Linked DNA regions of Homo sapiens: region 1 is linked to region 2. Evidence: chromatin contacts called from ENCODE Hi-C or POLR2A ChIA-PET data. All regions are on one chromosome and are shown on one strand. Each heading gives the region's core, a stretch centred on a gene start or an enhancer-like site at or near the end of the contact. The rest is flanking DNA. Distances are from core to core; before and after follow the strand shown.

Region 1 (3,633 bases), core at 481-2,980, 94 kb after region 2:
CCGCCCCAGCTTCCAGTTAAACTCGAGTTTGGGTGAGGTTCGTCAGCCAGTATAGTGCCTCCAGTCACTGGGCTCCGTCTCTCTTTCCTGCAGTGTCAGCATGAAGCTCCTGTGATAACTTCCACTCTGTTCCCAATATGAACTGCACCTTTGAAAAATGAAATCAGGCCAGCAGAGCCTGCAGCACATTTAGTTGAGACAGACATCCAGGCTTGTTGGCCCCCGAGAGGGGTGGGCAGACACTGGCCCTTTAGAGGACTGCCTCCAGGGGTGGGCTACATATCTGATAAGAGCTGTGGGGACCTGGGGAGGGGGCCAGAGGTGGGCCTTGACCGTGATCTTGGGGTTCTGGGAAGGGCAGAAAAGAGAAACGAGACTGGGGAACCTGGGAACCAGGGAGAATGAGGGAATGGCTGGGTAGATGGCTCTAATCCCTGTAGGCACTGGGGATGTACCTGGGGCCTGAGAACCAGGTGCCTGGGCTGACAGGTGTTGGCTTGGAAGGGTCTTGTTAACCCACCTGCTTTGGCCATGCTGTCTTTATTTTTTTTATTTTATAATATTTATTTTAAATAGTGGAGATAGGGTCTCACTCTGTTGTCCACGCTGGTCTTGCCTCAAGTAGTCCTCCTGCCTCAGCCTCCCAGAGTGCTGGGATTACAGATGTCAACCACTTCACCCAGCCTGTGCTGTCTTTATTGAAAATAGCAAGCGATGATTTTCCAAACCAGAAGGCCAAGCAGGAAAGCCCAGCGCGTCCCTTGCCCTCAAACTCAGCTCTTGGGGAGGTGTCCAGTGACGTCCTCTCTGCTGTACAGGATGATCCCACCCCGATCGTTAGGAAGATGTGCCCCAGGAACTCGGGATTTCCTTAGTGTGGTGATTAGGGGTGAAATGGATCCTTTGATAGGGAGTTTCTTGATGGAACGAAGGGCGAGAGTGTCTCTGAGAAGTGCTGCAGACCAAGGAGGGCCAGCCTGTCCTGGAGCACCTGGGGCTGTTCTTGGAGTAAGGCTGAAGGGCCAGACACTGATGGCTTATGGTGGGGCCAAGACTGGAAGGAAAGGGGAACTTCCACCTTGAGAGCATCCACAGTTGGCGGGTGTTCACTTGTGATGGTTTTTCTGCAGCATTGAGGAAGTGGTGGGGCGGAGTTGAGTAATCAGAGCCTGAAGTCTAAGCAGAAGCTTGGGAAGTGAGTGCTGATCAGGATTCACCTGTCTGCCTGGCAGTGGTCAGCCCGTTCTCAGCAAGAAACCATTGACAAGAAAGTACCACGTGGCCTGGGTAGGGTCGAAGCGGAACTTAGTTTCAGAGAATTAGAAAAATCTTGGAGGGGAAGGCCGAAGAAGAAACAATTCATGATCAACCTTCTCAGAGTCTTTGTCAGTAACCCCATCCCCATCCTGACTTAACAGTTTCTATGGGAACAGCTCAGCATCTTGTGACTGGTGGATTCACTTCCTAAATTGGAGGCCATGACTTGAGGCCTTTGCAGTTTTCTGATTTAGGGGAAAGTGAAGAAAGGGAAAGAGAAGGTCATGCCTTTGTAATCATTCCGATGGCCTGCATCAATATTTTGGGGGCAGAATTAGCTTCTGGGTGGCCAGAGCCTTTGGTCTAACCCTGAGTGTCTGGGCGTTGTGCAGCAGAGCGAGAAAGCCCTGGCTGTTTGACGGGGTGTGTCCACCAGTGCTTCCTGGCACAGGTCGGCCGGGCTGCTTCACTTCTTGTTTCCAGAGATTCACGGCACCAGTCCCCCTCTGGTACCCAGCCTGACAGGGCCATGTTGGTGGGACCAAAGCTGTACTGTTGTTTATGACGTGTTTCATGTCAGTATTTCAGGCCCACCCACTGGGCTCCCCCTCCCAGATTGCCAAAGTTGTGGAGTCTGTTTTTCTTAGTTGAATGTCTTAGTTCTCTGGGATAGGTGAACAGATCTCAAGAGCAAGGAACATCATCGCAGGTCTGAGGAGGCTAGATTCCCAGTCCTGTTGGAGTTTTTTAAATCTGATTTAATGATCTGACCCTCCCACTCCTATCTCTGCCCCATCCGAGTCTGGCTGCTTTCCCAGGGGGCAGAGCAGCTGTGCCAAAAGGAACTCTAACGTGAAAAGCGCCCTTCACTTGTAGCTTGTGCAGGCCAGTCTTGCTTACCCCTTTAGATTAACAAAACTGCCTTCACTTGTCTCATTGGGATTAAAGGATCAGAATATCAAGAGAGATTGAAGGGGGAAGATGCCAGCCAACAGGCTGATCCTCTTAGAACCTGCCCTCTGATTCCTGCAGCTGAAGAGAAACCAAATGAAGGCGATTAGTCTCTGCCTGGGGTCCCCCTTCCCAAGTGGTACCACTAGCTGGGAACCTCGCCCCCTCCACCAGGCCCTCTCCCCAGCCTGTCCTTTAGGATTGCTGAGTCAGTGGTTAGATGTTCTTACGGCTCTTCTCTGAAACGGAGTTACTGCTCCTTCTTAGGCACCCCTGGCTCAGCCAAGCCCTGACCCACCTGACGGGTTTTCATGTGTGCCTAGCTGGGTGGTGGACTTGGAGAGGCACAGGGACAGCTTGGGGCTCCAGGGGGGCATTGAGGCAGCACTGATGCAGCTTAGGATTAGCAAGGTCAAGGTGACTGGCTTTCACCCATATGTTCCTCTGTATGGATTTCACTGAGCCTCGATTGCTGCCCCTTTTCATGGCATTTTGTTCTGGGATTTTGCTTTGAAAGTTAGGGCTCTTTCAGCCTTGTGGTGAGCAGTGAATTGTCCTCGTCCTCTGCTTCACTTTCCAGATTTTGCCCAGAAATTTCCCTGCAGTGCTTAGGAAGCTGCCTGGTAGAGCAGGTTTCTAAGTTTGAGGCGAAGCAGCTCTGGAAGCTGCCTCTGTCCTTGCTGTTGGAGGCAGTGATTTAAGTAGCAGTTGCCTAGAGATACATCCTTTCTGTTTTAATCTCAAAGAGAGAAAAACCCAGTCCCTGTAATCCCAGCTACTTCGGAGGCTGAGGCAGGAGGCAGGAGGCAGGAGAATCACTTGAACCCAGGAGGCGGAGGTTGCAGTGACCTGAGATCGCACCACTGTGCGATCTCTGTCTAAAAAAAAAAAAAAAAAAAAAAAAAAATAGAGAAACACCCTTGTCTTCCCCCCGGGGGTGCCAGGAGTTGGGCATAGAGCTCGAGGAAACCCTTTGTCCCCCTCCACCCCCCAGCATGTTGGGTAATCCCATAGCTTTTTTCCTTTTTCTCATACTCCCTAAGCAGCCATGCCTGATTAGCACCGGCAGCGGTAGGAAAGACACATCCGTTGGTGTAGACATAATTTCCTGCCTCAAATGTTGCTGTTCATTTTCTTTTCACCTTGTTTTCTCCTCTGGACAGCTTCTCAGAGAAGAAGGCGGAAGGGCTAAGTCTGGGCACTGCCTAGGTCATTGGCCCATCCTGACAGGGTCAGAGGAGGCCAATCATGTTGACTGGTGACTTGATAGGGTGGCATGTGACCCAAATAAAGGAAAACTAGGTTTTTGCCATGTAGTAAGTGCCAACACAGAGGGTGCACCCAGCCGGCACAGACTGTGGGGCAGGAATCTGTAATATCTCATGTGGGAAGCAGGAATACTTGCTTGGCCCCACCAGGAATCTG
Region 2 (3,502 bases), core at 1-2,500:
CTTCATGGGTAAGTGGGAGGAGCCTGGGGATGTGGGGATAGCAGTAGGGATAAGGTGAGGCCATCGCCCTTTGCACTTGGGGCCTGGCTGGCTTGGAGGTGGCGCAGGCTGCATGAGGCAGGAGCCCTGTTAACATTGGCTGTTTCCTTCTCCCCGAAGGTGTTCGGCATGACCCCAACATGAAATATGAGCTACAGCTGGCGAACCCCAAAGAGTTCTACCACGAGGTGCACAGGCCCTCTCACTTCCTCAACTTTGCTCTCCTGCAGGAGGGGGAGGTTTACTCTGCGGATCGGGAGGACCTGTATGCCTGACCGTTTCCCTGCCTCCTGCTTCAGCCTCCCGAGGCCGAAGCCTCAGCCCCTCCAGACAGGCCGCTGACATTCAGCAGTTTGGCCTCTTTCCCTCTGTCTGTGCTTGTGTTGTTGACCTCCTGATGGCTTGTCATCCTGAATAAAATATAATAATAAATTTTGTATAAATAGGAGTTCAGGGGCTGGTTTGTTTTTTTTTTCCCCCCCAAACTCAAATTCTGGATTTAGGTCTAACAGGAGGCTGGACTGGAGCGGTTCACAGCAAGATGCTGGGCTCGGCTGTGAAGGGGGGAGTATGAGGCCCCCTTCCTATTCAGGGCTTTGGGGTAGATAGCCCCTGGACTCAGTGGAGACCTGAGGCAGGGCTGGGCTTTCACACTCCGCTGCCTTGACCACATTTGCTGCTTTTTCCACAAAACTACTTGGAAGCTCTCGCCTCCTTTCCACAGTTTTGGGAGCAGTTGCCCTTTCCCGGGTCTAGGAACTCTGTGGCTTGTGCTGAGCGGCTGCGGTGTCCAGCCCAGCCCTTTAAGCTTTCTGTGTCAGTCCTGGTCAGGAAAACAAGCACACAGGCAGGCAGTTTGTGTACAGCCGGGCGGAGGCCAGAGACCGGCTGCCTACCTGTCACCTCTCGCCTGGAGCGGGCCACTGCCAAGTTGGCCCCATGACTCCAAACGGGCGGAGCCTGGATTGGGCCTGTGGGGAGGGCTCCACTCAAGTGACCACTTGCAGCCCTGAACCTCAGCTCTTGGACGCCTGGCTGGAAGTTGGCTGTCTTGTTTCCTGTGACCTTGGGGGTGGAAAGGACAGAGCCCAGGCGACCTAGGGCACTATCTCCCTACCCCACGCCTTCTCCCTTCCTCGTTCCTCCCTACCCTTATCGCTTCTACCCCGCCCACACCGCCCTAAACGGCTTCCTGGGGCGGAACTGTTTCGCTTTTCCCCGTCCCAGTGGAGGGTGGGGTGGGGGGGTCGCAGCCCTAAGCCTCTGGGAGACATGGAGCCCAGGAGGGCGGCGCCCGGGGTGCCTGGCTGGGGGTCTCGGGAGGCCGCGGGGTCGGCATCGGCCGCGGAGCTTGTGTACCATCTAGCCGGGGCCCTGGGCACTGAGCTGCAGGATCTGGCGCGCCGTTTCGGGCCGGAGGCGGCGGCCGGGCTGGTGCCGCTAGTGGTGCGGGCGCTGGAGCTCTTGGAACAGGCTGCCGTGGGGCCCGCCCCGGACTCGGTGAGTCATGGCCCTCCCTTCGCCACCCACGGGGCCGGCAGGGCCGAAGCCTGAGACCCGGGTCTCCCCAGCTGCAGGTGTCGGCGCAGCCGGCGGAGCAGGAGCTGCGGCGGCTGCGGGAGGAGAACGAGCGCCTCCGCAGGGAGCTGCGCGCGGGGCCACAGGGTAAGCGCAGCCCCGGCCAGGGCAGGGCGGGTGACGACCTGCTCGGGTCCTCCCCTCCCTCCCGCGGGCCGCGCGCCGCCGCCGCTAAGAACGCCCCTTCCTCAGAGGAGCGCGCGCTGCTGCGGCAGCTCAAGGAGGTCACGGACCGACAGCGGGACGAACTCCGGGCGCACAACCGCGACCTGCGGCAGCGCGGCCAGGAGACCGAGGCGGTGAGGGCGGGGCGGGGCTCTGGGGCGGGGCGGGGGCGGAGCGTGGCAGGCGCTGGGCGGGGCTCCGGGGGCGGGGGCGGAGCGAGGCAGGCGCTGGGCGGGGCTCCGGGGGGCCCTCGGTGCCCCGCCCACCCCACCCTTTGCTCCGCTCCCAGTTGCAGGAGCAGCTGCAGCGCCTCCTGCTGGTGAACGCTGAGCTGCGGCACAAGCTGGCGGCCATGCAGACCCAGCTGCGCGCCGCGCAGGACCGCGAGAGGGAGCGCCAGCAGCCTGGCGAAGCCGCGACTCCGCAGGCTAAAGAGCGAGCGCGGGGGCAGGCCGGGCGGCCCGGGCACCAGCACGGACAGGAGCCCGAATGGGCGACCGCCGGCGCAGGCGCCCCAGGGAACCCTGAGGACCCGGTGAGTGCCGTATGAGGGCAAGGACCCAGCCCAGGACGCAGCGTCCAGCCCTCGGTGGGCACTCAAGCAAGGTTTGCATGCTGCACAGCAGGTCGGCCAGGAAGCGGGGAGGTGGCAGACAGATCTGCGCCCCCGGCCGGCCTCGGCCCCCGCTCTCAGCTGGAGCACTGCTCTGTTATCTGTTAGGGCACCCTTGTCCCCCAAGTCTCCCGGCCCGTCACTTCCTCTAGCATTCCCATGATGGCCCTGGGGCGGGGGAACGCCAGCCGAGGCGACCCTCTGACTGTGCCTGTCCTTCCAAAGGCGGAGGCCGCGCAGCAGCTCGGGCGCCCCTCGGAGGCAGGGCAGTGCCGCTTCAGTCGGGAGGAGTTTGAGCAGATCCTTCAGGAGCGGAATGAACTCAAAGCCAAAGTGTTCCTGCTCAAGGAGGAACTGGCCTACTTCCAGCGGTGAGGACGCTGGGAAGCCGGGGGGCCTCCGATCACCCCACCTCATTCTCCAGTCATTGACATGTCCACAGTGACATGTGCCAGGCCTGCGCTGGGAACTGGGAGGACATGAATTGTACAGCCCTTGCCCTCCTGCAATGTCATCCAGACAGGGGAGAGGGACAGTACAAAGGGTTGCAGCTGCAGCAGCCAGGGAATCTCTCCTAGGAGGGGGCCACGGGGCCACCTAATTTAAGGTCTGAGGGTGTCAGCAAGGCAGAGCGCTTCCCGTGTTCAGGGAAGAGCTGCGTGCACAGGTACCAGGAGTGAGGACTGCGGCTGGCATCTCCACTGCTGGCATCCCCATGGCTGGCATCACCAGGGCTTTCTCCCTCCCTGCCCCTTTTCTTTAGGGAGCTGCTCACAGACCACCGGGTCCCCGGCCTTCTGCTCGAGGCCATGAAGGTGGCTGTCCGGAAGCAGCGGAAGAAGATCAAGGCCAAGATGTTAGGGACACCAGAGGAAGCAGAGAGCAGGTAGGTCCCTGCCTGCATTCCCACGGAGCCAGGCCTCCCTCCCTCATTCTGCTGAGCCTGATGACCCAGCCTGGTCACCCTCTGAGCCCATTGTCTCAGACTGAGGCTGTCACCCCAACCCGGTCACCCCTTGAGCCTCCCTAGCCTGGCCGCTTCTAGGGCCTGCTGACCTGCTCTGGCTGTGTCCCATGGCCGCTGTCCAGCCTGCGCCCTTCTCCCTG

What was found. A loop is a pair of places that touch in the nucleus more often than their neighbours do. ChIA-PET counts read pairs that join two places held with the same protein, here RNA polymerase II (POLR2A). Pooled maps may share reads with other maps.
Region 1: a loop to region 2 is called in a pooled map, with 3 times the contacts of the local background. The contact joins the enhancer-like site here to the promoter of RILP in region 2. A Hi-C loop is called at or near these places in 5 of 168 maps with a recorded cell type or tissue (CD8-positive, alpha-beta T cell, Caco-2, PC-9 and 2 more), 13 of 37 single-sample maps with no recorded cell type and 15 of 50 pooled maps. POLR2A ChIA-PET finds 5 or more read pairs at or near these places in 18 of 52 experiments (A549, B cell, CD4-positive, alpha-beta T cell and 14 more).

The regions. Positions count from the first base shown.
Region 1 is chr17:1,553,873-1,557,505 of GRCh38, reverse strand. All of the region lies in intron 2 of PITPNA (phosphatidylinositol transfer protein alpha), which reads left to right. Among named protein-coding and RNA genes, the nearest start is that of PITPNA, 7.1 kb to the left of the region's middle. RefSeq lists a silencer at 1,004-1,204 and an enhancer at 1,621-1,690. Within about 2 kb of position 1,730, at least 7 of the 41 ENCODE cell types and tissues checked have a DNase peak (open chromatin) inside an H3K27ac peak, as active enhancers do; they include B cell and GM12878, where a contact is called at or near this core.
Region 2 is chr17:1,647,614-1,651,115 of GRCh38, reverse strand. RILP (Rab interacting lysosomal protein) reads left to right here and starts at 1,250. Exons shown (of 8, transcript NM_031430.3): 1 at 1,250-1,539; 2 at 1,611-1,704; 3 at 1,810-1,916; 4 at 2,072-2,317; 5 at 2,621-2,766; 6 at 3,159-3,281. The coding sequence starts at 1,312. It overlaps PRPF8 (pre-mRNA processing factor 8), which reads left to right. Exons shown (of 43, transcript NM_006445.4): 42 at 1-8; 43 at 160-487. The coding sequence ends at 314. RefSeq lists an enhancer at 1-13 and a silencer at 1,647-1,941.